Linked DNA regions of Homo sapiens: all the other regions are linked to region 1. Evidence: chromatin loops called from intact Hi-C (ENCODE). Cell type or tissue: HCT116. All regions are shown on one strand.

The links. Peaks named below come from ENCODE experiments on the same cell type or tissue, not always from the same donor. Only the 100,000 strongest peaks of a DNase experiment are listed, where the experiment ranks them.
Region 2: a loop joins it to region 1, with 3 times the contacts of the local background. A loop is called at or near these places in 14 of 110 quality-filtered maps.
Region 3: a loop joins it to region 1, with 2.9 times the contacts of the local background. A loop is called at or near these places in 10 of 110 quality-filtered maps.

The regions. Positions count from the first base shown.
Region 1 is chr2:176,450,198-176,458,197 of GRCh38, forward strand. No RefSeq gene overlaps it. Among named protein-coding and RNA genes, the nearest start is that of NRAL, 54 kb to the right of the region's middle. RefSeq lists an enhancer at 1-158 and silencers at 1-18, 4,744-5,038, 4,955-5,004. In HCT116, a CTCF peak has its summit at 4,925 (motif pointing left); a DNase peak (open chromatin) is centred at 4,914.
Region 2 is chr2:177,145,148-177,153,147 of GRCh38, forward strand. All of the region lies in intron 1 of LOC105373760 (a long non-coding RNA gene), which reads right to left. Among named protein-coding and RNA genes, the nearest start is that of MIR4444-1, 64 kb to the right of the region's middle. RefSeq lists an enhancer at 3,228-3,951. In HCT116, CTCF peaks have their summits at 2,173 and 3,939 (motif pointing left); a DNase peak (open chromatin) is centred at 3,934; H3K4me3 peaks cover 686 bases.
Region 3 is chr2:176,811,494-176,819,493 of GRCh38, forward strand. No RefSeq gene overlaps it. Among named protein-coding and RNA genes, the nearest start is that of LINC01117, 180 kb to the left of the region's middle. In HCT116, CTCF peaks have their summits at 3,448 (motif pointing left) and 5,995; a DNase peak (open chromatin) is centred at 3,428; H3K27me3 peaks cover 674 bases.

The sequences.
Region 1 (8,000 bases):
GTCCCTGCAGTGGGGTTTGTTCACATGAAAGCTACATTCTGCAGGAAAGGCATCATGCACCAAGGAGAAAAATGGCATTTCTTGTCAACTTTGACTTTTTCACACACTTTCTCCAAATTCTACTCTGAGAGACTGTGATAACTTTTTTTGAAAGTCAGAATCTGAAGGAAAAGCTGCTTTCCAACTAGCTACAGGGGCATTTCTTGAGATGTAAAGTTGTGATTACATGTGAAAAAGTCTGACCATACTATGAATTATTAATTAACATTGATGTCCTATCAATCAGACAGTGCATTTATAGTTAGATATAAGTTAGAGCAAGTCAGCCATCCTAATTGGCACTCTGGAGGGAAGGAGACTCAGACAATCCCTGCAGAAACCCCTTCTGCTCTAGGGATATGGCGTCTATTTACCCTCCAGACAGTATTAATTCTTGCAAATATCTGGACAGCTTGTTGTTCCAGTGCCAGCTTTCACAAATTGCAGTATAAAGGAGGACCAGTTATTTATTGTTGGGTAACTAACCACTCAAGAGATAGCGGTGTGAAACAACAACCATTAATTTCTTGATTTTGTAATTTGTGCTGGGTTCATCTCCATGGTTCTTCTGCTTATCTTGCCTCCTGGAGTCACCTATGTGGCAATTGATTGGTGGGTTGCTTGGAGGCTGGCTGGTGGGGACCATCTCATTCATATGTGAGTGAATTGCTGGAACAGCTTGCTGTCTGGGCCTCTCTACTTGGCCTTATCCTCAAGGAAGCTAGCTTGGGCTTTCCTATATGGTGATAGCGGTGTTTCAGAAGAGTGAGAGTGGAAGCTGCAAGATCTCTTAAGGCCTGGGCTTGGAAGCCTCACAACAACACTTCTGTTGGTCAAAGTAAGTCACAAGCGCAGCCCTGATTCAAGGAGTAGGAAAATGGATTCCATCTCTTTAAGAAAAGAGCTGCAAATAATTCATGGCCCTGCTTCATCTACGCAGGTAGGAGGAGTCAGTGTTAGAGCCATTGGCCCCTATAAATGTGGGCTGCTGGGATGTTTCTTTAATGTCAGGTGAAAATTCACTTTGGGAAAGGAGTTGCAAAGTGAGCCCAGGTTATGGTCTTTCTACTGTCAGATCAACCCTTGGCAATAAGCTCCTGCACTCTTGCCAGATGATTTTTCTAAGATTCAACTCTGATTGTATCACTCTCAAGCTCATACCTTAGTGGTTTCCTTTCTCCTGGAGTCTACAATTCTCATTCTTTTTTTGAGAGGAAGTTTCACTCTTGTTGCCCAGGCTGGAGTGCAGTGGCATGATCTCAGCTCACTGCAACCTCCACCTCCTGATTTCAGGTGGTTCTCCTGTCTCAGCCTCCCAAGTAGCTGGGATTACAGGCACCCACCACCATGCCAGGCTATTTTTTTGTTTTTTTAGTAGAGATTGGGTTTCACCATGTTGGCCAGGCTGACCTCAGGTGATCTGCCCACCTTGGCCTCCCAAAGTGCTGGGATTACAGGTGTGAGCCACTGTGACCGGCCTATAATTCTCATTCTTTAGCATGGCCACTCACAGTCTGGCTCTTGTCCACCTTTGAATCATCTCTCATGATTTCCCCATGAGTAAGCTTTGCTTCTTGCAGTATCTATTTGTTCCATGTGCTTGTATGCTTTGGTGCAGTTCCTGATGCCTAGAACCTCCTTTCTAGGTTTGTTAAGGATCAGGTGGCTCGCAAAGCTTTCTGCAAGACAGCCTCAGCTAAGTTAGGCTCCCCTCCCTGCACTCCCCTCTGGTGTCCACAGCATCCTGTGTGTGAAGGCTGGTCTCCTTGACCTCCGCTCCACCAGACTGCAAGTCCCTTGAAGGCAAGAACTATGCCTTATTTCTCTCTGTTGCTCCTAGCCCAGTGTTGGGCATGTAAAGGGAGCTTGAAATATGTCAGCAAACATATGATTATATAGTAAAATCTCTTTGGGATTTATTTCCTACTGTTTTTGATAAAAAGACCCCAACTGTCCTTTGGGCTCCCCAGGATGTACAAATATGGAGACACACCATGGAGCAGTCTCCAGGCTTGTTTGTGGGTCATGAGAGATCCTGGTATTTCTCACCACTTCCAAGGCTCTGCCTGGCCCCTCTTCCCAGCACCAAGGTCTCTGGATTCTTTCTTTTTCTTTCTGTATTTTAGAATTATGCCATCACATAATCCTTATCAGTGAAAAGTTCTTTTTGGGTGTAAAAGAAACCATCAAGAAGTGGCAAAACAAACAAACAAAAAAAAAAGCAATATTAAAATCTTGGCCAGGCACGGTGACTCACGCTTGTAATCTTAGCACTTTGGGAAGCCGAGGCAGGCGGATCATATGAGGTCAGGAGTTCAAGACCAGCCTGGCTAACATGGTGAAACCCCGTCTCTACTGAAAACACAAAAATTAGCTGGGCGTGGTGGCAGGTGCCTGTAATCCCAGCTACTCGGGATGCTGAGGCAGGAGAATCACTTGAACCCGGGAGATGGTGGCTGCAGTGAGCCGAGATCGTACCACTGCACTCCAGCCTGGGTGACAGAGCAAGACTCTTTAAAAAAAAAATCTTATCTTCAAATTGCCTATGGAGTCCACGAGAATCCCAGGAAGATGGCACATAAATACTACTTCCCAGCCATGCATGTGACCACTGGAAAAATGCTACCCTGGACTGATATGGAGTCATTAATCAGGTGTCATGCAGTGGTCCAAAATGGCCCTTACGCATCTATAGTGGACTGAGGAAAATCACTCTCCATCCATGTCAGGCCATGACCACCCTGATCATTCACTGAGGCCACCTGGGCCTTGTCACAGCCACTGGCAGCAAAGGCAGCTCACTGTGCTCTTTCACCATTCAACAGCTGCTCCAGGAGAAGGTGTGGTAAGGAGGAGTCAGGCCAGAGGAAGTGAGAAGGAAATGAGAAGAGGTGATGGCATGGGGGTGAGAGATGGAGCAAGGAGAGGGAAGGAGGGGGTCAGGCCTGCTTTCCCCTTCTGTTGCCCTAAGCATGGCCAATCTGTTTCTCCTCTGTGATTTCTTTATCGTCTGGGCTGTCAAGGGTAGAATTTCCAGTTTTCTCTGGCACATATTATAAAGTATTGGGGACAGAGGAGTATTGAACTTGAAGCTCCATAAACCTTGCAAATTTCAGCCCATAACTGATTTTCTAATAGTGCTGTTAATGTTTTTTCCTTTCAAAACCCTCAATCAATGTTGATTACCAAAGGCTTCTGTGTCTCTCCAAAAATAGCTGAACTTGCTTTTTGGGGGAATGTTTGAATAAATATTTGCTCTTATATGATACTATACACTAAGTCTTTAAATAAAACTGGGTTTAAATGAAACCAAAGGGAAGAATCATAACCTTTTACCCTATGCCAGTCACCGTGCTAAGTTTTTTGTGTGCCTTATTTCATTTATCCTCACTTCACCTCTGTGAGGTAGCATCTACTGGTATTATCTCCTGATGGGGAAATGGATATTAGTGTGATTGAGTTGGTTTAGTAAGGCCACACAGATAGTGATGGAAAGAGCTGGAAATATCCTACTTCTGCATAACCAAGTGCTCCCAACCACTTCCCTAAATGAATATAGGTCAATATATATGTGTACATATATCAGTCCTCCTCACCCAGTACCAATTTTTATTGAACATGTACTATGTGCCAAGGACTAGACTAGATACCTTCCAAAGGTCTTCACATTTCATTAAAATAGCCACTCACTAGCTGAGTTTGTATACAACTATTGCCCCTTCTCTACTAAGAGATAACGTAACATGTTGATTTAATACTTGGACTTTGGTTTCAGACAGGCTGGGTTCAAATCTTGACTTGTTTATGTGCTGTTTATTGCATATTCTGGCAAGTTACTTAATTTCTCTGTGCCTCAATTACCTCTCTGTGACAACACATAAGAGTAGTATCCACGTTATGAGGTTTAAAGGACTTAAAATTTCAAGAATGCCTAGAACAGTGACAGATACCACCTAAGTTCTATAGGAGTTTGATTAATAAGTGAACTGGCTTTTAAAACATGGCTCAGGCTGCAAAGAGAATAGGGTGAATAGTGAACTCTTGCTAGAGAATAACTCCTGCAAGAAAGATATTTAAAAGAAAATGAAAAAAAAACTATCAAATTACAAAATCTATCACAAGTTTAAAATGAGAATATTACCCACATGTGTCTACGGAGCTGTGAAGTGTGAGAGTAATGAGCTAAACTGTCTAAGTTTATTCAAAAAACAAAAGTAATAGGTCTCTTAAAATGTTTAAATAACAATGGCTGGTGATACTGGATCTTGGTTTTGAGAGGAGAACACTGTTGTCCACTTCTGAATTATTTGCTTCCAAGATGTTTTTGGATTGTCTAAAACAGGGTTAATTATTTCAGCTAATGAGTGGATTATTTATTATAATTATTTATGCACTGCCAGGGGAACATGAGGTGCTTTCCACACAGGCTTAAGTTGCCAAGGAACACAGTTGACCCTTGAGAAATTAAATAACTGGAGGCCAGTTTTATACTGATACACATATGCATTATTGATGCAGGCTTTTATGAGACAGTCTAGAAATGTCTTGTGCCCTTTGAGTTGATCATGAAAATCAGGCAAGCCTATCTTGAAACTTTTGTGGGCATGTATTCAACCTTCTTCATAATCTATATTTAATTTCCTTGACAGTCATCTTTCCTCAGATTTTGCTTTTAATCCTTGCTATAAGAACCACTACTCATCAAAATGTCCATTTTCATAAGAGGTGGGAGGAAGGCTTCCTAGAGGGGAGTGTCTGCTTTGAAGGAGGAAGCAGAGGGTTAGAGAAATCAAAATATCAATTATCTGTAAGGTCGGCTGCTGCAGAGCAAAGCTATAAAACCGAGAGAGTTTACTGCAAAAGGGTGCCCCCTGCTGGGGACTCTTTGAACTGCACGGTCATCCGTTCTGAAGATTTAGCTCAGCTCAGCCCAGAAACCTAATGCAGCTGCTGGAGAGGGGCCTCCTTCCCCCAGCACACAACTCGTGGTCCCAGACATCTCTCCCAGATGTTTCTTTATGACCCGTCAAAATGTTTGCTAAATATCATCTGTTAATTTCCCAAACATCCTGGCTCTAGTTCTTTTATGTGTAACCTGATTCAAGATCTTAAAATAGCTGACAGCAAAATAAAATATAAAATAAAACATGAAGGTGCATTTGTCCTGAAACATCAACAAAGTGTGCTGTTCAGTAGGATTCCAATCTCAAAGGACATTTATTCATCACGATGGCAGACTGGTCAGGTGTTTGGCGATCATCCCTAGTCTTCAGCTTTTTAATCATGAGATTTTAAAAAATGTCACCATCTGTAGGGAGAGCTATTGGTCTCAACCTCAGTTTGTTGTGGTGGCAGTCACTCTCCACCCTCAGCAAGTACCTCACAGCAGGACTTTGGTGCAATTGTTAAGGAGGTAGCATTGCTGCTGTCAGCCTCTCTTCGTGGATGAGGTCTGGCAATTTCTCCTCTGAGGCTGGTACCAGGCTCCATTTGATGAAAGAATTCACATTCCTCCTAAGGACTGTTTGGATTGTAAGACGGGATTCGTGGATGGAAAAGTGCTTACTGCAAAAGGAGTTTCTAGTGATGAAATACTTTCATCTGGAGAAATGGAAATGGTGGAGCCCACCCATCAAATCACACACCAGGGTTCCTCTACCCCTCAGTGGATAGAGGATCAGTTGCCATGGCAACCAAACCTTCAGCAGTTGCCCTCCAGACAGTGTAGGCTGGTTCTGGCAGGAGGGCTGACGTCAGGAGGTGGGAGGAAGTGGGGAGGAAGTCCACCCTTGAGGCCAGGCTGCTCAGGCCCTTAACACACCCACAAGTCCCCTGGATAGAGGGAAGTAGGTCCAGCTGCAGCTCTGCTCCAGGAAGCTGGGAGCCTGCAGCTGGTCTGGGAACCTTTTGTGCTAAGGGAGGTCTGTGAAGACAAGCAGTCACTGATTATAGGATATTTCATCAGAGCAGCTGCAATTGATCAGCTCCTGAATCAGTGCCTCTCAGAAGGTCCACCCTTAGAAACTTCCCAAGCTGCGTGCGTCACACATTATCTGAAAGGCTCTACTACTGTCACAGTTGTTTTAAAGGGAAAGGCAACCTTAAACAAAAATTTTCCCCTAAGCAGCTGTTAGGATAGGTAACTGATTCTCTGTGTTCCGTAGACTAGCAGCATCATGTCACCTGGGAAACTGATGGAAATGTGCCCCATCCCAGACATACTGAGGAAGAAACTTTAGTATACGGCCCAGGAATCTGTGTTTGTACAAGCTCTCTGGGTTATTCTGATACACACTACAGTTTGAGTACCAAGGAAATGGGTAATAAGTACATAATTTCATTAATACAGGAATATATAATGGAAACGAGTTGGGTGGGGGGGAGGTGAAATGGTGAACCAAACCCTCTCTAACTAAGATGAGGCCACATGTAGGTTCTTCATGCACAGAACCTATTGGTTTCCTCTTCTTCTGGAACCTAGCCCATCTTTAGTGTCCTGTTGAGTCTGGACAGATAGCAGTACTGTCCCCATCTTTGACATCATTCTTATGGAAGACACCAATGTATTCAATGATGATCAGCTTTCTAGTGGAGTTTCCAATAGCCCATTGCAGGGAAACACAGGGACTGCCAAATTGCTCGAGAGCTTTCTAAAGCCATTCACAAGGTATCTCAAACCAGCTACATAAAGGAAAACTTTGGCTTCAGTAACTGTGATAGGCTTCAGAAGATAGTTGTAGGATGAGTGATCACAATGAACTATTATTAAGAGGCTGACAATTTTTTCACAGGGCACTGTGGTGTTTAGAAGGTTGTTTTGATCCTTATCTTTTTAGCCATTCGAAAAGTGCTTGGCCCAGGTCACTCTTAAAAAGGAGGACCTGAGTAACAGCTGCCCTTGATGGAGGGCTTACTATCTACTAAACCAGCACAACAATCCAACTTCTCACTCAGTTCTCACCACATCCCTATAAAGTAGGTGCTTTTAATTTCCCCTATTGAGCAGTGAAAGAAAATGAGCCAGATGAGAAGTAACTTGCCCAAATTCCCAAAGCAAATAAGGGGCCACTCCAGGATTAGAACCCTGAGTAGTCTGACTCCAGAGACCATGGAATTAACCACAACCTCCCTGAAGCCCTAGACCAAAGGCCACCTGCTTTCCAGATCTCTGTAGAAACCACCTCTTCCTCTGTATACCACTCCTAATATTGCCACTGATAATTTGCAGAATTTTACATTGATGATCTCATTTTATATTCACAACAGTCCTATAAAGTAGACAGCTGTATCAAGGTTCCTATGTTACAGATGAGGAAACTGAGGTTCCAACTAGCCCAGCAGCCTGTCTGAAATTATAGTTCATACGAGGCTGAGCCAAGGTTCAGACTTGGAAGCACATTCACTTTTGATACACTCCATTCACTCACTTAGCTCATCATGGCTTGCATCCAAATTATTTATGTTGAAATCTGTGGTTATCAGCTATTGATGGCAGACTTTCTGAGTTAGTAACCACTTTTTTTCTTTTAAATATTCAGGAGATGAGGACTTAGAACTTTTAAAAACTATTACTTATTTTTGTATTACAAAAGTGGTACATGTTTATAATAACATGTCAAACAATTTCAGAAGCCTGTTAACCTTTTTATATTCCCCATAGCACCCAATATGTTGCCCTGGCATAAAGTAGCTTTTTAGTAAATACAATGGATGTAATTAAATATTGAATTGGTTTCTCACACAGGCACTGAGTTTCCAAGTGTTCATTGAACACCAAAAATTGTGCTGGGGGGTTGTGGGGATGCAGCTGTGTCCTCTGTCCTCCCGGAGAACAGGTAATTCAGGTGACATGAATGGGGCAAAGGGGGAAGGGCAGGCCCTGGAGGAGACTGCACTACACAACCAGATTCTGAGATTTCCATAAAGGCTTCCCAAGGAACAATATGAGTGAGTCCACACCT
Region 2 (8,000 bases), 690 kb after region 1:
TGATTTAGACTATTTTTATATTAGGAAAACTTGGCAATTGTTATTGCATTTCAGATAAAAAGAGTTTAGGTTGACAAGTTAAGTCTCACAGCATCACCGCGACACCTTCTGGAAGTATATCTATGTGAGACGGAACAAGTCAACCTACTACTAATCCAACAGAAATCTGTCTGGGAGAAGGGGAGTGAGGAAAGGTGTCGGTTTGTTAGCATGTAGAGCAAGCAGCCTACTAAAGACTAAATTATTGCTTTCCATCACAAAGACACTTACCCATCCTCAAGTTGACCACCATCTTGTTCTCTGTGAAAGACCTGGCTGGTAGATTGGGCCGCCTCACTAGCATCAAATAAATATTCCTTACCAGCCACAAAGGGAAAATATATTGAGCCAGATTAGTAACATTCTAATAGAAAATGTGGCATTTTGAATGAGGAAAACTACTTCAGTGAAAAAATTTGGTAAGATGCCCACAATGAGCAAAGAACCTTAAAATGCAAGAGATTCTCCAGTGGAAAATGGCCTAATCTTTATGAACTAACTGCTACACAAAAGGCAAAAAGTCAACACAAAAATTGACATTTAAAAAATCTATTCGCCAATAATATTTTGCAAAGATATTATACACACACGCACGCACACACACACACACACACACACACACAGTAAAGGAAATATAACTGATGAATGATGCTGAACTACTTTTGTAGCTGTTTAACAGTTACAATCTTGGGGTCTATGTATGCACAAAAACACCAAGTAACCAAATGATTCAGTTAGACATTAAGCAAAGAAAGTCAGTGAAACTTGCTGTATGATCTGAACAACTATTTGGGCACCCAGGCAAAGAGGTAAATTCACCACTTATATATAAATGAAAAAGACAGGGTCAGTAATATGCTTGTTGTGATGCAGATTAGGGAAGGGTAAAAAATGTCTTAAATGAACACTTCAATTCTGGTATATGATTACAAAACTAAAATCCCTGCAGTATACACAAATACAATTGCCTAACTTCAAAGTCCCAGGAAGCACCCACAAGGAAAAAACACACTCTGATTTTAATGTCTTCCTGATCCCCTCAAATGGCCTAATATGTATAATATTGAAAGTCAATTCTGTAGCTTCTCAAGGGTTAAATTCTTTGTTGCAAATAACTCTAAAAAAGTATCCCAGTAAGAATCAGGCTTAGACTAGTTCAGCAAGAGGAACCGTTCCATAATGAGGCTTGGCCTGGACCAGTCCCAGGAGAATTAATTTTGTGCCGTAGAACACCTAGATAAATTAGTTTTGCTTTAAATATCGAGTCCTAAAAGAGTTAAAAGAGGGAGAATATCAATCAATAATTTTTAGATTAACTACTTTGTATATGACAAAACAAAATTAACTTTGGCATTATAACCACTTTCTCTCGCATTTCTGATAAGCCCCAAGTTTAAAATAAGTAATTAGAGATTTAAAAACCAACCGAATATGTGCATTTGTTTCTTGTTACAAAATACTAATTCACTGCCTAGTTTGTAAAAAAAAAAAAATTACTCATACATTTTGCAAAATTACAAATATTGTTATTTTTATTAAAATAATCACACCTGAGAAGAATTCAGAAAATATGTAGACAAATTCCTGTAGGGTTTTTTTCATGGAATTGCTAAAGGAATTAAGCTTTAAAATTAAGTGAAAAATAATATTTCAGTTAACAAAGTTAGGTTCTTGAAATTATATTTTCATTGATTAATTCCTTCCAATGTCTACCCATTACTTCTCTTTTATAAAATTTATTTGTATTGAAACATTTGTGCAGAATTAAAATCATACCTACAAATGATAACAAATTTAACCTAAAACTCCCTTGTGTTTTAAAGGCTTTTTCTGGTTAAATGCCTACCAGAAAGGCAAATACAAAATTCATTTCCATAAGAGATGAAATCAGGCTTTTAACCTAGCCAATTGCCCATATAAACAATCTTCAATATTATTTGGTCATCATTTGGTAATTAAAATGGAAAATCACAACCATGCTGAATTTACTCCAGGTGCCAAAAAAGTTATTTAGCAGATAACTAGAGATAGAGAAAATGTCTCTTTAACAGATTCTTTTAAGAATACATCTACAAGAAGCATCTGGCTTTCAAACAGTCATAAAAACGAGAAGCAGTTGAACAGTGGCACCCAGAGGTGAAAAGTATATTGCTTCTAGAGATTTATATTGTTAACTACAATGTTTTTTAGTCATCCTTTTTTTCACTTCCAGATTTGTTTCTAGTATCATACCAGAAATCATTTTTTCTTTGTTGCATATTGAAATACCATATTTTAATAAATAGAAATAAATGTTTCGTTTTAGAAAAAGTACTTTCTTTATTAAATTGCATGCCAATTTCCCTCCTTCAAAACAATAAACCAACTGAACACCAGGCAAAATACCTTCCATAGTTGAATATCATGTTCACTCATCTACTTCTAGCCTACCAAAATTATTAGCAAAGATATTTTTAAGAAATACCTCTGTGACTACTACACAATTTCCATATACTCCAAGCTACATTTGTGCTAAAGATGTTTTTGTTGGACCATCGCGTATCCCTGAAGAGATAAACCTGGGGAGATTTTTAGAATTCCATACTGAACCCCCTCCCATTATTATGATAGCAGAGGATGGAAATGGGAATAAGAATGCTGGACAAAAGAAAAGGGAATAAAAATACTTTTTTTTTAATTCCACAGGAAGTTTAAAAATAACAAAATCTATTTTGACCAAAATCAAAACGCGCCTGCCGATTTTAATTAAAGCAGCTCTATACCTTTGAACCAGCCAACAAGCAGCTGCAGTAAGCATTTGGCTGGCTCTGAGTTCCTAAGCTAAACTGCAGAAAAACGCCTCCTCCTGGATCTAATCACCTTCGGGCGCCTCAAATAAACCTTAGCGTGTGGGGCCAGCACAGGTCAGTTTTTTAAGAGCCTCCGTAGAACAGGGTCTTATTTTTGTTCCTGAGCTGAAATGCACACATGCACTTAGCAGAGAAGGTTTGCCTAATCTATCACCGGTTTTCGTCTGTTTCTGGGTTTCCATTACCTTTTGTCAGACGTTTTCTCCAAGATCCTCGCTGCTTTCTTTTTAATCACCTAAGAAGCAACATTGATGTGACAAGCTCCAGAAAAAGGCTCGTCCTTTCTTATCTGCATCTTCAGCCTAATGATGAGGAATGGGTTCCATAAACTTGAAAAAGGCAGGAAAATGCTGCCAAAGTCATTATCCACTACTTTAAATTGGAAAGAAAAAAGCTGTCCCTTTTTAGAAGAATGGTAATAACGTATAAAATAATTGTACAAAGCCTACAGCGTTTCATATAAGAAAGGAAATTGCCCAATGCAATTTAAAAGAAAAACAAAATACCTTCATTTCCCGCTATCTGAAATCTACATCAGAATGTACCCTCGATTTTGCATATGAAGCAGAGTGCTCAATTGCCTGCCAGAAATGAGAGCGAATTATGCCTGCACTCAAGTTAATATTGAAATAATCTCCCTCTTTTTGATACCTTCCTCTCGTCCCTTTTTCCCCTTCCGTACATTGCAGTGTCATTGCCTAAATCAATCTTTGGGCATTAAAGGTAGCTTCTGGGGAGCTTCTCAGTCGCCAGCCTGCTACTTGTCGGGGGCATCGGCTATGAACTGCAGCTGGATGGATGCCTGTCTGCCTGCTCGTCTTTAAGTCTCACGAAGCAAAACCGCAGGCTTTCTCGTACTCAAAACCACACCATCATTGTCCATATTCGGGTATTTCATTACAGTAACAGTTTGAAGGACACCAGGCTTACAGCCTTTTGGAGCAGACGGTAGGGAAGCTGCTCCACATGGATCATATTGATCTCTCCAACCACTCCTCGAACATCCACAGCTGTTCCAAGATTTGCGCCCAGCGGAGACGAGACGCGGCAGTAGACCTGGGCGCCACCTAGTGGATTCTATTGACCTGGGGGAGTCGTCAACGCGTGGTGAGGTATATAAGCTTCAGGGAACAATCCCTACAGCCAACCTAGAAAATACTAACTATAGTCGAAGCAATAGGGAAGGAGTCTTATCTTTAAAAAAAAAAAAAAAAAAGTAACAAGAAGATGACAAAAGAAGCAAATGATTCAAATGACTGACAGGAATTTCAAGAGTGGTTTTTCAATATAAATTTCAAATCTCTGAAATGTCAAAGTGCTTTATTATTTATATCTTTATTAAGAAAAGGAAAATATAGAAAGTTTATTTTGCCAAAATATTACCACTTTTCTTTAATCTGCCAGATTGGTCACATTTTGCCTTAATAAGTTTATAATTCAGTAAGCCAATCCAAATGGAACTGAATTTTTATTTTTCCTACCATCTAATAAATATGAGTCTTAAGAAAAGCTGTTTATAAAATATTCCACCAATTATGTCTCCCTTCTTCACCCATTCCATTCACAGTTTCCATTCCTATTATCCCCCAAAAGAGGTCGTACTCATTTTTCCTTCTATTCTTTACATGCACACATTTTCTGGAAGAAAGAACTTCAATTTTCTTCGTGGCAAAGTTGTGGCTATTACCTCGTTTGAGATCAAATTCAAAATACAATTCCTAGAAAGTTGTACCTTCAATTGATCCACATTCTGCAATCACTTCCTACTTTATGTTTTCAAATATATTTTATTTAACATTGCCACTTGATCATAATTTTCTAATTGTCTTACCTCCACAAATTGTACTTTTGTCTGATCCACAACCTCTGCCTCAGAAGAGGAGCCTATTAAATGTTGAATAAATAGCTATAACATAAGCAGATAACTATCTCTGACAAGATTTGTTAATAAATACTCTGGTTATTCTACCCTTTGGATGTGCTAAATATATCAACAACAACTAACATTTATTGAGGTTTTTTACTTGATGGTCACAATGGCCCTATTAAAATAGATACTACTATTATCCTTATTTTATAATTGAGGAAAGCTACTTCTAGAAGGTTAAGAAATTCACCACATTGACATGGGCAGTAAGAAGTGGAACTGAAATTTGAACCTGGTCTTTCTGACTCCAGAGCCTATACCCTGAACTTCTATACTACACTGTGTCTATCTTATATGTTGTTATTAAAATATATGATACACTATGATCTTATTACTGGTTGTATTATATTTTGATGATTCACTTTATAAAAGTAAATATTTCTAGTTTTATCCCCTGCAAAATAAGTTATTTTAGATAGTTGCTAAAATTATTCAAGTTGTTAATATTTTTTACCACGTTTGGTCTTTAAAGAATGAACTTACTATAATCAAAAGATTTGCACAAAGGAAGGAAAAGAAATTACTTTACTGATCAAAGGACCGATGCAGGAAAATATGCAAGCTGACTGCATTTCGCTAAGATTGCAACAATGAAGTGGAAGAGCTAGGGGAAATGGGAGATCTGGTAATAACTGTTTCTTTGTTTTTTCAGTTCACCTGACCTATTTAAACATTTTAATTTAGAAATGCTCCTCAGACTTCTCAGGTTTGGTCTCATGAGTAAGCAAATCAGGAACCCACAGGAACCACTTGTCAGGTTTCATTTCAAGGGAATTGGAAAGGGATCCTGACCTCCTAAAATATTTAAAGATGTTTAAAATCACATTCTTAGACCTTCTTGAACAGAAAAATGAACTTTTAAAAAAAGAGACAACATCGGTCACAATTGTTCAACACTAGAAATAACCCACAAGTCCCTAAAGAATAAAATAGCATGGCAAATAACATGGTAAATTCACGTAAGGAAATATTATTCAGCATTGAAAATGAATGCACTAATGCCACACTCAACATGGATGAATCGCAAAATACAATTTTGAGCAAAAGCAGCAAGACACAGAAGAATACAAATGATTCCACTTACATAAAGTGCCAAAACTGGTTCTGTATTTCACAATAAAAATGCAAAAGAAGTACATCCAATGGTCATTTCAAAATGCATCCAGAAAAAAAACATAATAAGCTGTGCCCATCATTTATGTTTTGGTGAAAATAAGTCTATCAGCTCCATGATTGCAGTCTTGAGAGGGAAGGAGAGAAGAGCAAAGCATGAAGACTGTAAATTCTAGAAGAGAGTAGTGGTGAGACTGTGAGCTCTGGAATCACACTGACCTGGATTTGAACTAGAGCCCTGCCATTTAATGACTGTGGATCTTGGGCTGGGGTATAAATCTCTCAAGCTCTTTGTTCCCCACCTAGAAAATAAAGATCACAGTGGGCCCAACATCATAGGGTCATTTTGAGGCTTACAGCACGCACTAGTTTTCACTAATTGTCCAATAAGTGTTTTTTTTCTTTCCCGAGATTGGAAGTAGAGGAGGAAATCAGCACAGGGAGTAGCAAAGGAAAACACTGGGCACTCACTGTGTTTCCTTCCCACTCACCCTTGGGTCACTCCTCCACCCCATGGGCTTCTCTGTGAACCACTAACACTTGCTTCTCTAGCAAGAGTCACCAGAGATCTTGTTATTCAACCCAATGAATATCTTTTCTCTACATCATTTGATACTATTTACTTTTTCTTCCTCCTTGAAACTTTTCTTCTCGTTTTCTTTGATAACCTGGGCTGTCCCCTTCTCACTAAAACCCCCATCATTGCCCACTATCAGGCCCTTGTCACTTTCCTCCTGTCTGCAACAGCCTCCTAACTGGTTTTCTCCAGCATGGCCCCTTTCCAACCCTCTCTCCACACTGCAGCCAGTGCATTTGTCCTAACATGTGGATCTCACCATGCCTCTTCCCCACAGCCTTATAGCAACCTCTATCTTGTTCAGCCATGGAAGATCTAGTCTTTCTATCTGTCTGTCTTCGGGCTCATCAATTACTGCACTAACCTACCCACTCTCATTTGGACCTTCTTGGCTTTCTACCACCTGTTTTCTCTACCTGGAATCTTGACCATATTACCTGCCTCACATAATGAACTTTAAAACTCAGGACAGGTCTCCCTCCCACCCACCATGCACCTCTTTCTACATTATATACCTTCCTTTGTAATCAGTACAATCTATGATCATTCTTGAACCTCTGCACTATTTACCCATGGATGGTCTACATACTCAAAAGACTGCCAACTCTGTAAAGGCAGGCACCTTTCCTACTGATCTTTCTATACCACCACCCAACAGAGTGGCCAACAAAAACCTAGTTAAGTAAATTAATGAATCAAGCAAATAATCAATGCTTACTTCACAGTTTTACAGAACTATCATCGCATCTCCTCTACTATAACTTCCTCATCTACTTCTACAGGAGAAAAGGGGTTATGTATCATATCCTTGTCTCTTAAACTCTGTCTTCTAACATTTATTGGTTATTTATTGCCATCATTATTATATTTTTCCACATCATATTTAACTAATCAAAAATTTTACAGGTATTTTAAACCTCTTGATCTTGTTCAATATGCTGTATGGGTAATTGGATAGCCATGAATCCAAATACTAACTTTACCACTGACTAACTCTGAGACCTTGAGTAAGTCACTCAACTCTGTTTCCGTTTTCCCACCTGTAAAATGAGGGTAAAAATTCCTAACCAACGGCTTTCTTGTGAAGTTAAATGAACTAAAATGAGGTTAATGTACATAAAGCATTTAGCACATTGCCTAGCACAAATAAGAATGCAGAAATAGTATCTACTAGTATTAATGCACAACTAAGTTTTGTTTTGCAGAGCATAATTTGTTAATCATTCATTATAGTGCTCTGTACTTTTCAAAACTAAGGGTCACCTTGGTTTTAAGAGTAAGGCCTCGGCCAGGCGCGGTGGCTCACGCCTGTAATCCCAGCACTTTGGGAGGCCGAGGCGGGTGGATCACCTGAGGTCAGGAGTTCGAGACCAGCCTGGCCAACATGGTGAAACCCCATCTCTACTAAAAACATAAAAAAATTAGCCGGGCATGGTAGTGAGCACCTATAATCCCAGCTACTTGGGAAGCTGAGGCAGGAGAATTGCTTGGGCCC
Region 3 (8,000 bases), 360 kb after region 1:
AAATTTTCCTTATTGGTAATATGACAATTCTGAGTAGGAAAGGAAAAAAAAAACCCATAATGGCAGATTTCTATGATACTCTTTTGCACACTGATTCTTTCTGCCATGGATACAAATCTTGCATTAAGTGACTATCAGTCTTGCTGAACCTTCACTCAAAATACCTTCTGAAAAACTGTCTTTTCTTATGGTCCTTCTTGTAGTTAGAAACTATGTCCTCTAAAGAAATTCAAGAAGCAATTCAAAGCAATTTTTTCATTTACTGTTTACAAGGATTGGGTTGGGTCACTCCAAAATATAATCTTTTTTTGTCAGCTCTATAGCCTAGGTAAAGTATTTCTTTTCTCTCCAAGTGCATGTCATTGAAAAATTTACCACGAGATTCCTAAAACCTGGGTCTTATGCTACAGTGCACTCCTAGAGTGCAAACAAAGGTAATGATTTAGAAAATCTCTCGGTGATGTGGATGAGAATGAGTGTTAGAGCAATCCCTAGGCAGCAGAAAAAGACTCCAGTGCTTACATAGTCCTAGTGTGCACACATGGCTTCTGCTGTAATTCTTTTTTGTTAAAACTTACCTGGCTTTGCGCACGACCTCAAATGTGGTGAATTCTAGATAACACCTAATATTTATTCATGCCATTGTCAAGAGCATCTTTGCAGTTCTTGCCAAGGTCTGTCGTCGAATATGTTTATCCAGCTGCATGGCAAAAACGTAATACACAGTCATCATTTTACTCAGTCACCTACTCAATATTTTCTTCTATAATTAAGTTAACTCATAAATATCACACTTTTAATGCGAGAGAGCCATGGTTCATCCAGCCAGTTGAATAGTTGTTTGTCCATTATCTAATGTTGCCGGGCACTCAGTCATTTCATTATGGAGTTTGAAATAATGAAAATCATTGCATTTACTTAACATGCACAGTAAACAGACCAGGATCCTTCCAAGAGCTCCTTTATTATGCAGTGCAAGGCCATAGAGGAAATTTTGTAAGAAGCACAAAGAACTGTGGGGGCTGTGTTGGAAATGATTTTGGTGTATACAAGCAAATCTGCTCTAATTGTCTAAAGCCAAGGACAGAAATGCTGGCTCGATTTGCAGCTGGCACAATTTCTGGCTCAAGCAAGTAGAGTTGCAAATAAATACACAGATCTTGATCTTGCTTATACCCGATTCACTACCAGCTGTGCCCATGACCCCTCTAGGCTATTTCTATGTACTATGGCATTTTTGAGACCCCTTCCTCTAAATATCCAAACGCAGTCTGGTTTTTTAAAGCAACCTACGGCAGGTCTTACACATTCATCTCCATAGTATAAAGATTAAAGCTTGAGGACAAGAATCTGCCTTTGCCCTCCAATGCCAGCCCTAGTGACAATAGCATAATATGCATCCACGTGGTTACCCAGCCCTAGAGACAAGGGACATATTCCATAGGATCATAGTGAAATCACCTTCTGAATGGAGTATTTATAGCTGGCACTGCCGGGCAGTTATCTTGTCTAGAATTATATCCAAATTTTGCTCAATCATTCTGGGAATAGCCTTGGTTAGCAATTGCTCATAATGTCAATGCTTTTGGAAACTTTTTACTGTCATTTTATTGTTTTTATTTCAAAAATAAAACTTAAAGGAGCTTGAAAAGTAGATTTTTAGATGATCACACACAGGCCTGATTTCAGTAGTTTCAGTTCTGTGCGTTTTACTTTATATGCACCCACTGAAATTAGCCAAAATTAATCCATATTTGAACAAAGACTATGGATACAAATGAGCCCTAACTTCCAAGACTACTCAGTGAAGTACACTAGCTGAAGCGTTTCGAATGCATTGGCCCTGGGAGGCGAGGAAGTTATAGCAAACAACATATGGGCTCTAAAATCTGGAACTATCCAAGACAGAACAAGAAAGCTATTTTCACTTTCCTTGTTCCATTTTTTTCCTCCAGAAGATGAATGATTTCTAATCACATTTTACTCTCATCTTTAGAGCTGGATCCTGAAAGAACCAGGTTGGTTTAAAACAGCTAGTGAGTTTGCAGCCCTGTCTTATGATTACCTCATGCATTTGTGTCATCTGCTTTCCTTGTTGTGTGAAAACACACTGAGGAAATGTGTAAGTCCACTGAATTGTTCCAACTCTTTTATTCACCTTTCAGCATGCTAGTTCCTTCCCTTGGCATTGATATCATGCATTTGTCAAAGATAGACTGTCACTTTAGGGCCTCTATTATGTGCAAGAATTGGCAGCAAATTTTACCACTGGGATTTGCTTATATCCTCTGTATGTTATTGTACTTCTTTGGCATTCAGTAAATTCCGTGCACCCACTTCTTTGATGTGCATTCCAGCCCCTAAATGTGGAAACAATGACTAAAATTTTGGATCAAAGCATCCCATAGATGGCAAGCAACACAGCTCTCTGATAATTCACTAGAACAGAGAGCATCTCCCCTCCCCCACTAAATCTAGGCCAATAGTCCTTCAAGAACAGCTCTGGCTTCCCCAGAGCTGCAAGGGCATGTGAGGAAGTTGAAGAAAACGACTCCAGGGTTTTAGTAAAAGGAAAGAAACTAAACTGGATAGCTCTTTGGAAGCTCCTGGCCATTTCTAACTATAGGGAAAGCAAACCATTGTTCAAATTCCTTCACCACATTATTTTTCCTGGTCCTGCTCTAACTAGCACTTGAACTGGGCCAGCCTTTTTTCAGCTTGGAAAAAGACCTATTTTCTCTATCACGTCAGCCTCACAAAATGGCCCAGATTTTTTTTTAAATGAATCTTTAAAAGGAGAGTTAAAAGGCCCATGAATTGAGGATTTTTTTTTTACTAATTGAAAAATCACAGAACTACCAAAATCTGAACTGGTAACTTTTGCAAACTGGAATTAGCTGTCTGGAACACACTTTCAATGTTTGCTTTTGCTTTACTCCTGGAATGCCTGTGCAAATAATTACTTGATTCAATTTACTTCACAGGTCAACTTTGACTCATAAAAGTAGTAAAGCAGGTAACCTCCCAGGGATGCTGGGAAGACAGATGAGCAAATAGATATAAAATTGTTGTAAGTAATTAGCAGGGGTTGGGGGTATTTTATAAATCGAGCTTATTTTATGGTTATGTTTTCACTTCACACCATTTAGTGTCCAAAATGTGCTCATTATAATTAATACACAATGTTGAGAACTATTATAGAAGTACCATATTCCTTTTAAATATAGTGAAGAAAATAATTGTGTTTGAGGAATCTCATCCTGTGTAAATTAGAATTCCCAGTAAAGTGGCATAATTGAAAATTGGGCTGACTGCATGGAATGGGGAAGAGAGTCATTTTAGCACGATAGTGCATGTTCCATCAAAAGGTAGTGCACCAAGGTGGCGACTGACAGCTCTTAAAATAAGTTTCAGATTCTCTCTCTAGATAGGAAGTTTTTAACTGCCTGATATATGCAATAGTGACATCCAGTGGTTGTAGAGATAATTACAAGTGTATCTCATTTTAAAATATAAAATGTTTTATATTATAATCAAATATTCTGTGTTGTCCAATATTGTCTATATTTTTTATTTGGCAATATGCAAGTCAATAATTCAAACTATATACCAAGTAAAGCAAAATGCACTCTGTTTATCTACTAAGCAAATTCCTAAGTCCTATTATTATCTTCTTGTCTTTTAATTTTACTAAAATTACAGTAAGTCTACTCTCCAAGGGTCTCTCTGGCCCTCCTAAGCACACCTGGATGTTTTTACAGGCATAAATGGGATGGTGTGCATACTACACACACAGCAAAAGTGGGAACTGCATTTTACCAGTAAATACTGGAGAAAAGGCATCTGTGATCCTGAACATGTTCATTGCTGCAGAATTGCTCTAAGAAGTTCATTAAGATGTTTTCTAAGTCATTGAAGAGAAATAAGGATTCAGAAAGAAGAAAGGAAAATAAAATGAAAGAAAGGGAAAAGGAGGGAAAAAGGAAGGAAAGGAGGAAGAAGGGAGGGAGGGAAGGAAAGAAGGAAGGAGGGAAGAAAAAAGGAAGAAGGGAGGGAAAGGAAGGAGAGAAGAAAGATGACTATACATTGATCTTTATTAAGGTTTGACAATGGAGATATTAGCCTCCAAAAGAAATTTTTGTTTGTTGTTTGTTTTTTTCGATGGAGTCTTGCTGTGTCACCAGGCTGGAGTGCGTGGAGTGCAGTGGCATGATCTCAGCTCATTGCAACCTCTGCCTTGTGGGTTCAGGGGATTCGCCTGCCTCAGCCTCACAAGTAGCTGGGACTAGACACCCAGCTAATTCTTTTGTATTTTTAGTAGAGACGGGTTTCACCATGTTGACCAGGATGGTCACGATCTCTTGACCTCATGATCTGCCCGCTATGGCCTCCCAAAGTGCTGGGATTACAGGTGTGAGCCACCGCGCCTGGCCAAGAAATTATCGTTTTAAAATGCACTTCAACTGCCAGGAAATTAACTAAGGCAAAGATAAAATTTTTTCACTTAAAAAAAAATCCTCCTGGCACACCTGTAGTCCCAGCTACTCAGGAAGCTGAGGCAGGAGGATCAACCACTTGAGCCCAGAACTTCAAGGCTGCAGTGAGATGTGATCACTCCACTGCACTCCAGCATGGACAACAGAGTGAAACCCTTTCTCAAAAAATAAAAATAAAACATTGAAAACAACTGCTACTACCACAAAGTACCTAGAACAGAACCACTTACAGGAACATGCTTCAAAAGCATCTCTCTCCTCCATGATGAGGAGGAAATTTAACAGAAGCCTGTGATGTCATATTGGCTTGTATGTCAATGCTGAGCACACCAGGTGACAGCACACCAACTTCCCAGAAGCCACACTAGATAGACTGTCATCTGTGTCAGGCTGTTCCTCAACCTTAGAATCCCTAACTGTTGGAGGTTTTCTTCCCTCAATCACCTGCCTTTTTGAAGCTGGAAACCATCATTCTCAGCAAACTAACACAGGACCAGAAAATCAAGAACCACATGTTCTCACTCATAAGTGGGAGTTGAACAATGAGAACACATGGACACAGGGAGGGGAACATCACACACCGGGGCCTGTTGGGGGGATGGGGGGCTAGGAGAGGGATAGCATTAGGAGAAATACCTAATGTAGGTGATAGGTTGATGGGTGCAACAAACCACCATGGCACGTGTACACCTGTGTAACAAAACCACACATTCTGCACATGTACCCCAGAACTTAAAGTTAAATAAATAAATAAATAAATAAACATTCTCAGAATGGGAAGAACTTAGAGGCGCCCTCTTCCATTTCTTGCTTGCTGGAGGAGAAGAAAAAATCAAACAAAACAAATAAAACAATTAAAACATCAACTCCAATAGAAGGTACTAAAATCGATATGTAACTCCATAAACACACACACACACACACACACACACACACACAGAAAATGTGTTGGATTGGTAGAGCATGTGTGCATGAGGCCTGTTATTTGCATTAAGCAAAGAGCCCTAGGACAAAGAGAAAGGAATAGCCTCCTTTCACTCTGAGAAATGATACCCATTTGTGTCAGTGAGAGTTAGGGGAGAGGTGCATTGAGACAGAGCAGGTGAGTCGGCAGCCTTTAAGCAGGTTGGTTTGCTTTAACAAGGGCTTTGAACTGCAAGCTGGCTTATGCAGATACTGAAGTCAAATACCGCCCTCCTACACACTGCTCTCAGAGTACCTTCCCTCGGAGATTGCTCTGGCTTCTTGCTTCTCTTAGTCATTTTCACAGCACGACTTCATTGGGATATATGGAAGATTAGCATGCCCGGGTCTCACCTCTCCCTTTAATTCTGCAGGAGTCTGGCTGGGCTAGCTTTTATCTTGTGCTCCCTGGAACCCTGACTGGATGATTTCTGAAGTCGAGCTGGAGCCCATCTAGAGGGAAGGTGAAACTTCTCCTCAGCATGCAGGGCCTCCTGCACCCACACTGCCACAGCCACCGCATTACCAGCTCCTGCCAGTCTGAGGAGCAAGAGGCTGGCATGAAGAATCAGTTCCATTCTTTCCTCCCTAAATTTAGAAAAAGCCTGTTTTGCAAAGCTTTCTTCAGTGTTTCAAGACAAAAAAAAAAAAATTAAGCAGTTGCACAACATGCATATCTTCTCCTGGCCTGCAGCTCCAGGTATAGTTTTACTATGGTATATAATCTAATAATCCATTTAATTTCTTTAGAGAGATGTTATATATACAGGTGGCATTTGGATGGAATCACATGCCATAAACCTGTCTGCTCCTATCCAGGTTCAGAATACAGAAGAAGAATCTGTTTTACAGGCCTTCTAGAATTTTTACATGGTCAGTTGGCTGGTTTTTGTATTCTGGAACATATGAGAGCATCTGCAGGGAAAAATATATATAAATCCTATAAAATGGTGGCAGGATTTCTGATTTACTGATAGTGCTGGTTTGAATTTTCACAAAAATATTTAGCTACAGGACAATGTATTAGGCGTATTCTTAAAGGTAAATAACTGCAGCCAATAAAAGTTCGGCCTATAAAGGGTCCCATCTTCTACTAGTTTTCTGCACCGAGAATTACTACCAGTATAATCATGGCTCCCTGCACACTAATATTTCCTCTGATACAGTATGATCAATGTTGTGGAAAAACATTTATTATATTTCTTCTAGCTACTTAAAGGCATTACTGAATTATGGGCATCACAAAACGAATCCACTGTGCATTTTTTCTTTATGTGACGTTTTTACAATCTTCATTTTCTGCTTTGCAGCCACTGAGCTATAGAGATCCACACTTCATCCCTCTTACAACTGCCACTGGGGCCACCCTCTCCTTTCTGCTTTATTACGTCTGAAATGCACTTCATATGATAACATTCCTTTTCATTCTGTACTGGACTCTCATTTGAAAGGAAGAAGTTATGAAAGAAATTAAACAATCAGTGTCGTTAATAACAGTTCTTAATCTCCTTACTTAACAAAGGTTATGAAAAAAGGACAAGGGGAGGAGATGGTAACAAACAAAGGTAACATAACAAAGATGGTAACATAACAAAGGTTATGAGAAAAGGACAAGGGGAGGAGATGGTATTTTACAGATCATTCCAGAAGAGCTGATGAACTCTGAATGGGTGTGGGTTTTTCAGTTTTGACATTTAACGATTTTATTAACATCTTTGCTTCTTATGCACCTTAAATCCACAGGATATGCAGCTGGGAGCGAGTGTCCAGCCAACAGCCCGTGTCTCAGGCCCTGCCAGGGGATGAATCAATTAGCAAGAGAAGCAATGATGCAAATGCTCCGGGGTCACTTGGGATGCTGTTTGCCTTTTTGATAGAGAAAGCACACCATAAATAACATCACACCTCAGGAAATCATTCCAGGAGGCCCCGATGCTGGCAGGGCTGCTGCCAGGGACGGAAGGAATCGTTTGCTCATTGTGTGTATTTCCCCCAGCTCAGTCAATGGGAGATTTGTAGTAAAATCAAAGTATTTAAAAGGAGGACAGTATGTGGTAACAGAGGCATGTTTAGCAATTTTTTTAGTACCAGAACCTGTGATTTATGACCCAGAGTTACAGCCAACTTTATTACAAAAATGACTTCACCCATAATAACCTTATTCAGGGCCCTCTGATGAATGATGTAGTATCCAACAGCATTATAATCTAGTAAATATTCAAACACAATTCCCGCCTCCGCCTCATTTCCAACCAACCCCTCAGAAGCAGGCTTCCCCCTTTACCTGCTGGGAGAAGTGGGGTCCTGGGTAAGGCTTTGTGCTCTGTCTGTGGGAGTTTGCCTGGATCAGGCATTTATACTAAGCCAGGACAGAAAGTGACCTCCTGGGGTCTCAGTCATATCTTGTCCAACCTTGTCCCCTGAGGAGTAATGAGCAGAAGACACCCACTCACCCTTCATTTCCTCTCTGTGCTGAAACTTATTTCCTCCCTGCATTCCCCCACTCCTCCAGAGCTCAGATCCCCACCACCTGAAAGGAGC